Linked DNA regions of Homo sapiens: regions 1 and 3 are each linked to region 2. A link is a loop called in an ENCODE intact Hi-C map of the cell type or tissue named here. Cell type or tissue: gastrocnemius medialis. All regions are shown on one strand. Region 1 holds the start of MIR3914-1 (microRNA 3914-1). Region 2 overlaps GALNT17 (polypeptide N-acetylgalactosaminyltransferase 17). Region 3 overlaps GALNT17 (polypeptide N-acetylgalactosaminyltransferase 17).

Region 1 (2,500 bases), 170 kb after region 2:
GCCACCACCCCTGGTCCCTGCTTTCATTTCTTTGGGGTTTATGCCCAGAAGTAAAATTCCTGGATCCTGTGGTAATTCTATGTTTAACTTTTTGCAGAACCGCCATACTGTTTTCCATAGGGGTTGCAGCATTTTGCATTCCCATCAGCCGTGCACAAGGTACCACTTTCTCCACATCCTCGCCAACACTTGTTATTTTGTTTTCTTGACAGTAGCCATTTTAATGGGTGTGAGGTGGTATCTCATTGTGGTTTATGTCACATTTTTGAGTATACGTTTTACCCTGCTGGGTATATGTTATTACACTAGGTGCTGGCTTACAGAGGCAATAAGACCCACTTTCTGCCATGAGAGAGGAAACTCACAATCTGTTGGAGGAGACGGGCATCTAAACGGAAAATTATAATACAGCTTATCAAGTGCTATGATAGAGACAGGTCTTAAGAGAGCAGAGAGTGGATGCAATCGAGGAAGACTTCCTGGTCTTCATAGCCCCACCTCTAGGAAGTCTTCCTTGGTTGCACCCACTCTGTGCTCCGTTAAGACCTGTCTCTGGAGTAGCAGTAGAGTTCCTACTCAACTTCTCATTTTCTGGTTCCTTCTACCAAGTTAAGCATACTCATTAGAAGGAACCAGAAAATGAGAAGTTAAATCTGAAGTCCAAGTGGTTGGTGAGTATTGGTTAGAGCACTATTTTTAGAATAGAACAATGCTTATGAGTGAAGCATTTTTTTTTTCTTTTCATTTGTGCATTTCTCTGGCTCTGGGAGATTGTAAAGGTTACTTCATTGGGATGCTTAGATCACAGTTTCTGGTTATTAGAAAGAGGCCACACTGAGACCTTTGGGAGAAAAGGGGCACAGCAGGTGGGTAGGTGGGACGTGCCTCATTGAGCCTGATTCAGGGGTCTTGTGTGTTTTCCATTTCATCCAATTCTGGGAAGTCTGAAGGCTCCGGGTCAGAGGGGAGTTTGTTGCATGGGGGCAGTTGTCTGGAAAGCTTAGTGACAAAGTAGCAAATAGGAGCAAGGAAACAAAGTATATAAAGACCTGCTATTTAGGAATGGCACTATTCTTGTCGTGGTGACTCACATTTGTCAAGCCTTGAAGGATATTTGCAGAGGAAGAAAGAAGCATTGGATTGCAGCTCGGTGGGAGCAGATCCTGGCTGCCAGTGCCGGGACCAAGGCAGGGTGTGATCTCACCCGTGTTGCCAAGGGTCATCCCACACCCAGACTGTTCGGTTTCCATTCTCATTCCTTGGCATTGCCTTTTATAGAACTGCTTTCAAAAGAGGCATTGGGGCTGATGTCACAGGATCACTATGTGTTTCTCAGGAGTAGGGAGGGAATGAATAGGATTTTTCGAACATTCTATACCAAATTCACTGCCCTCCCTCCATTTGATTTAGGACTTACATCTTCAGCATCCTCTCTTTGTTAGGCTCCTCTGGAATTGTCTGTCCCCCTGGCTAGATCAAGAGCCCCTCTGTATCCCCAGAACCTTGCAGCTTCAGGCACTTTGCACGAGATAAATAAACATGGATGCAATGAGAAAAGGGATGTGACAGGTATTGGGGAAGACAAGCCAGCAACTGCTCTGGGCTCTGCTTTGGAAGTGCCTTTCATTTCTCTTTAGTTTTTTTTTTTTTTTTTGAAACAGAGTCAAGCTCTGTTGCCCAGGCTGGAGTGCAGTGGCACGATCTCAGCTCACTGCAACCTCTGCCTTTTGGGTTCAACGGATTTCTTATGGCTCAGCCTCCCAAGTAGCTGCATTACAGGCAAGCACCATTACGCCTGGGTAATTTTTGTATGTTTAGTAGAGACGGGGTTTCACCATGTTGGCCATACTGGTCTCGAACTCCTGACCTCAGGTGATCTGCCCACCTCGGCCTCCCAAAGTGTTGGGATTACAGATGTGAGCCACTGCGCCCAGCTCATTTCTTTTTACTCTCTATCCACCACTTGTCCTAGCTCAAATCCTTTTGAGTCTGACTTGGACAGCTGATGTCACCCTCTACCTAGTCTTTTTTCCCTTCAGTGCCATTTTTCCAACTCTTGTCAGTCATTTTTATGCTGTCATTGCATCCAGACCTGATCATTTCTTTTCTCTTTCCTACTCAAAACCTTTCTTGGTTCACTGTGACTCAGTGAATAAATCCATGACCCTTGGCAGTCTAATTCCTGTTTGTCTTTCCAGCCTTGCCATCCTGCCCAGCTACCTGCCTCCCATCTCATTCCCTGCTAAATTTGCTTCTTCCTTATGTGAGTTGAGGCACACGCTTTCCCTTCTGCTGGGAAGGAGTTTCCACCCCTCTGAGACCACATCCAAATGTTATCTCCTTGAGGAAGCCATGCATGCTCCCTGCCGAGACCAAGGAGAGAAAACCATGCCTTCGTCTGGGTTCGCATAACTTTTGTCTACACTTTTGTCGTGTCATTTACTGCAAAAGTTGTCCCCCAAGCTATCCTTTTATTTACATTTGCTTATTAATTTCAAGA
Region 2 (2,500 bases):
GGACCTAGAGACAGACGGATTTCTTGTTAGAATTCTTCTTTATGTGATTTTTGGCTTTCTATCATGTTTCTGTCACTTTCTGAGGAAGTTACTTATTTCTCTCATTTTAGAGGTGAGAAAGGTGAGAAACAGAGATACTATGTGACTTTTCCAGGGTGACACAGCTAGGGAAGGGCAGAGCCAGGTTCAGGAATACCAGGGTACTTCCTCCCAGGAGTCCAGCACTTTCCTAATAAGTAAGGGGAAAGAGATGGAGGGGTCTGGAGCTTCACTTGCCCCTCGCAGGCTCAAAGCCTTAGAGACACCCTCTCCTCTCCTCAGAGTCCACACGCAGGACGCACAGCAGAGCTGTATCCCTGTGAGCCCAGGGCAGCTCTGTCATAAGAAGAAATGCAATCGATTCAACTTAGTTACCAAATTTAGATTTCAGAAGGATAGTGAATAGAAGTGGAGTTGCTTAAAGAAATTGAAAATCTTTGTAGAAATGGAGAGAAGTCAAAATTACCTCTTCCAGTCCTGCCCCCAAGCCACTCAGGCACTTGAAGTTGGAGTCTGAGTGATAGGAAACCAAGACGCTCCTATATAGCCCCAGCACACCACAACCCACCCAACAGAACTCCCTAGGCAAGGAGAGTGATTTGGCACAGAGAGAGGAAGAGATTTGCTCTCACAGGTCTCCAAGGTGGAGTCAGAAAGAGAGGAATGGTGGCCGGGCACGGTGGCTCAAGCCTGTAATCCCAGCACTTTGGGAGGCCGTGGTGGGCAGATCACTTGAGGTCAGGAGTTCCAGACCAGCCTGGCCAACATGGTGAAACCCCGTCTCTACTAAAAATACAAAAATAAGCCAGGCGTGGTGACGGGCATCTGTAATCCCAGCTACTCAAGAGGTTGAGGCAAGATAATTTGCTTGAACCTGGAAGGCAGAGGCTGCAGTGAGCAGAGATCGCGCCCCTGCACTCCAGCCAGGGAGACAGAGCGAGACTCTGTCTTAAAAATAAACAAACAAACACACACCAAAACCAAAAACAAAAAGAGAGGGATGGCATTTGGAAAGCATCTCCGTTCATTAATGCCAGAGGTGGTCTGGTGTTATATTTCTTCTTTCTTGCAGCCCACAGATGCTGGACGGTACCACCATTTCCTGCAGGAAGGAGCGAAGGGAGAGGGCACATGTGCATATTAAAATCAGTTGCTGCAGGGAACATCAGAAGGAAACCAGGGCAGTTCAAGCCTTCATTTGCTGCACGCAGACATTCCACAGGGATTGAGGACAGGCGCGGGCCCTGGGTTATGGAAGGCTTGGTCCTAGGACCAGGGCCAGGGTGCTGGAGGACACCCACTCCCTTTACCTCCAAGGACTCATGGTGTCTGGTTGCAGTTGGCCCCTCCTGAAGAAATAGGGAGTCCTGTTCTTGGACAGCCCTCAGATGCAGGCACATCTGTGTTGGCAGGTGAGTGTGGTGGGCACCCTGCCAGTGGGGGCAGCTGCCACCTGCCCAGCCCAGAGGTAGCAGGAGAGGCAGCCAGTGTCATTCTTGCTGAAGAAACCCAACCCCCCTGACCTTTGCTAGTTGCCAAATCTGGAGCGTCCTTTGTGGAAAGGAAGAAAGCTCGGTAATTACTTAGAGCTAAGAGTGACCACAGGAAGTTGGAACATGAGCACACCCAAGCCCAAGGCCAGCGAAGAAACAACCTACGATTAGATGACCTGCGAGTCTTTAAGAATATATAAGAAGAACCAGGCACAGTGGCTCACGCCTGTAATCCCAGCACTTTGGGAGGCTGAGGTGGAAGGATGGCTTGAGACCAGGAGTTTGAGACTAGCTTGGGCAACATAGCAAGACCTTCTCTCTACAAAAAATAAAAAATTAGCCAGACATTGTGGTGCATGCCCATGGTCCCAGCTACTCGAGAGGCTGAGGTGGGAGGAACGCTTGAGCCTAAGAGTTCGAGGCTTCAGTGAGCCATGATTGCATCACTGCACTCCATCCATCCTGGGTGACAGAGCAAGACCCAAACTCTAAAAAAAAACCCCCAAACCAGTGTATTAAAAGGACACTCAGGGCCAGGCATGGTGACTCAGGGCCAGGCGTGGTGACTCACGCCTGTAATCCCAGCACTTTGGGAGGCCGGGGCAGGTGGATCATGAGATCAGGAGTTCAAGACCAGCCTGGCCAACATGGCGAAACCCCATCTCTACTAAAAATACAAAAAATAGCCAGGCATGGTGGCAAGCGCCTGTAATCCCAGCTACTCGGGGGGCTGAGGCAGGAGAATCACTTGAACCTGAGAGGCGGAGGTTGCAGTGAACCGAGATTGTGCCATTGCACCGTAGCCTGGGAGTCTGGGCGACAGAGCAAGACTGTCTCAAAAAAAAAAAGAAAAGAAAAAAAAAAGACAGACTGGGTTTGATTTCCACTGTCACTTATTACCTCTGTGACCTTGGGCAAGTCCCTTCACTTTTTAAGTGTAAAATGGGACTGTCATATGTCAGGATGAC
Region 3 (2,500 bases), 470 kb after region 2:
TGAGGCAAGAGGATTACTTGAGCCCAGGAGTTCGAGACCAGCTTGGGAAACATAGCGAGACCCCATCTCTATGATTTTTTTTTTTTTTTTTTTTAGTTAGCTGGACATGGTGATGCACACCTGTAGTCCCAGCTGAGGCAAAAGGATCACTTGAGCCCAGGATTTCAAGGCTGCAGTGAGATATGATCGAGTCACTACATTGCAGCCTGGGTGACAGAGTGAGACCCTGTCTCTTTAAAACAAACACACAAAAAACTCATAACATGGAGAGTCAAGAACTCTGATTTGTTTCAGATCTGGATCACTCACTACAAGACCTATTACTTTTTATTTTAGTCCTCATAGTGCAGGATTTTATGATAAAACTGTTTAGACTTGTCACCAACAAAGTTAGTATTTCAAAACAAAACAAAAGCCCTAATCCCCCAAACTTTTGTGATCACATTAAGTTGGATCAACCCAAATTTTCCTTCTGGAGAGAGCCAAGAAGTCATAGGGAGCAGGTTGGGTATCTCTAATCCAAAAAATCTGAAATCCAAAATGCTCCAAAATCTGAAACTTTTTGAGCACAGATATGACTCAAAGAAATGCTCTTTGGAACATTTTGGATTTCAGATTTCCAAATTATGGATGCTCAGCCTGTTAAATACAGTGCAAATATCCCCAAATTTGAAAAGATCCAAAATCTGAAATGCTTCTGAGGAGTTGCAGATCAGCCTAGGTAACATAGCAAGATCTCATCTCTACAAAAAATTAGCCAAGCATATTGGTGCATGCCTGTGGTTCCAGCCACTCAAGAGGCTGAGATGGAAGATTGCTTGAGCCCAGGAGTTCAAAGCTGCAACGAGCAGTGATCACACTGTTGCACTCCAGCCTGGTGACAGAGTGAGACCTTTTCTCAAAAAAAGAAAGGAAGGGAGGGTAGGACAAAGAGACAGAGAGGAAGAAAGGAAGGAAGGATGGAAGGAAGGGAGGGAGGGAAGAAAGAGAAAGGAAAAAAAGAAACAGAAAGAAAAAGAAGTGGAGAGAGCGAAAGAAACAGAAAGAGAAAGAAACAGAGAAAGAGAAACAGAGAAAGAGAAAAAAGTAATAGAGAAAGAGAGAGAATGAAAGAAACAAAGAGGAGAGAGAAAGAAACAGAAAAACAAAGAAACAGGGAGGGAAGGGAGGGAGGGAGGGAGGGAGGGAGGAAGGGAGGGAAATAAGCAAAAAAAACCACTTCTGGTCTCAAGCACTTCGAATAAGGGATACTCAGCCCATGATGTCCAGCCTCACATTTCTAGTGCTCCTCAAGAAGGACACGGATTACTGTTTGTTGCCAAGGTGGCTTGTTTCAAGACCAGCGTGATTGGCAAGAATCTTCCAGCACCACTGTGGCAGCTTTTGGTGGAAGGAATATAGCCCTGACTGGGAGGCTGCTGGGGAGATGACAAGGCCAGCGCTTCAGCACATAGCCTGCAGAGGCCCCATTGCCAGTGCCTAATGTAACTGAACAGGCCATTTGTCATATTTAATTTTAGCTGCAGTGGCTCAATTGGGACTTTATCCAGACTGGCTTCCACTCTGCTAGCCTGCTGTGCTCCCCTTGTCCCAGGCTGAGTCACTTATGTCCCTGGCCCTCCATCTGCCAGCGAGACCTCCGAGTCACTGATACTGAGATCATGGGCCCCAGATGTGGCTTTTCCAGCCTGTGCAGTAAATTAAAGCACCTTGGTGCCCTTTTTCTATCTGCACTTTAGGAGCAAAGCACTTTTTTTTTTTTTTTTTTTTTTTTTTGAGACAGAGTCTTACTCTGTCACCCAGACTGGAATGTAGTGGCACAATCTTAGCTCACTGCAACCTCTGCCTCCTGGGCTCAAAGGATTCTCCTGCCTCACCCTCCCAAGTAGTTGGGACTACAGGCACATGCCAACACGCCCTGCTAATTTTTTGTATTTTTAGTAGAGACAGGATTTTACCATTTTGGCCAGGCTGGTCTCCAACTCCTGGCCTCAAATAATCCACCCACCTCGGCCTCCCAAAGTGCTGGGATTACAGGCGTGAGCCACCGCGCCCGGCCTCAAAGTGCTTTCTTACTTTTTACTCTGCATCAACCTCTTTTCTCTCCAAGGAACTCTGAATGAATGAGACCATGAGAAGAGGCTTAGCCTCCACTCGGCTTGACAGGAGGAAAGGAAGGAGCTTTCCCCTGAGGATAGCAGGGGAGGAGGTGTCGTCTTGCCCACCTCTGTCCAGGGCAGGTGTAGCACAAGGCAGCAGGAAAAGCCCAGAATTTGGATTCAGAAACCTCGATCCCAGTTTTGAATGTGGTTCTTAGTTGGGCGAGACTGAGTGTCTGTAAGATTGAACCAATGTGCCTATAGACGAGCTCCCAGTTGGGTGGGATGGGAGGGCACTCTTAGATCATCAGAGAGTGGGGCTTTGTCAGTGGTGAAGATCAGAATGCGCCTGGCAGGTGGTCAAGACTGGGGCTCTTACTAGAATCTAGTCTGTTCGAGTA

Evidence for each region. Peaks named below come from ENCODE experiments on the same cell type or tissue, not always from the same donor. Only the 100,000 strongest peaks of a DNase experiment are listed, where the experiment ranks them.
Region 1: it touches region 2 in a loop (3-fold over the local background); 4 of 110 quality-filtered maps call a loop at or near these places.
Region 3: it touches region 2 in a loop (3-fold over the local background); 3 of 110 quality-filtered maps call a loop at or near these places.

What each region holds. Positions count from the first base shown.
Region 1 is chr7:71,307,108-71,309,607 of GRCh38, forward strand. All of the region lies in intron 1 of GALNT17 (polypeptide N-acetylgalactosaminyltransferase 17), which reads left to right. MIR3914-1 (microRNA 3914-1) reads right to left here and starts at 663; the gene lies at 565-663. It overlaps MIR3914-2 (microRNA 3914-2), which reads left to right and starts at 567; the gene lies at 567-661. In gastrocnemius medialis, no CTCF peak of the experiment used is centred here; a DNase peak (open chromatin) is centred at 1,174.
Region 2 is chr7:71,139,004-71,141,503 of GRCh38, forward strand. The region is part of intron 1 of GALNT17 (polypeptide N-acetylgalactosaminyltransferase 17); the gene reads left to right. Among named protein-coding and RNA genes, the nearest start is that of GALNT17, 8.1 kb to the left of the region's middle. In gastrocnemius medialis, no CTCF peak of the experiment used is centred here; a DNase peak (open chromatin) is centred at 1,428.
Region 3 is chr7:71,613,719-71,616,218 of GRCh38, forward strand. The region is part of intron 6 of GALNT17 (polypeptide N-acetylgalactosaminyltransferase 17); the gene reads left to right. Among named protein-coding and RNA genes, the nearest start is that of MIR3914-1, 310 kb to the left of the region's middle. In gastrocnemius medialis, a CTCF peak has its summit at 1,463; a DNase peak (open chromatin) is centred at 1,563; H3K27ac peaks cover 2,480 bases.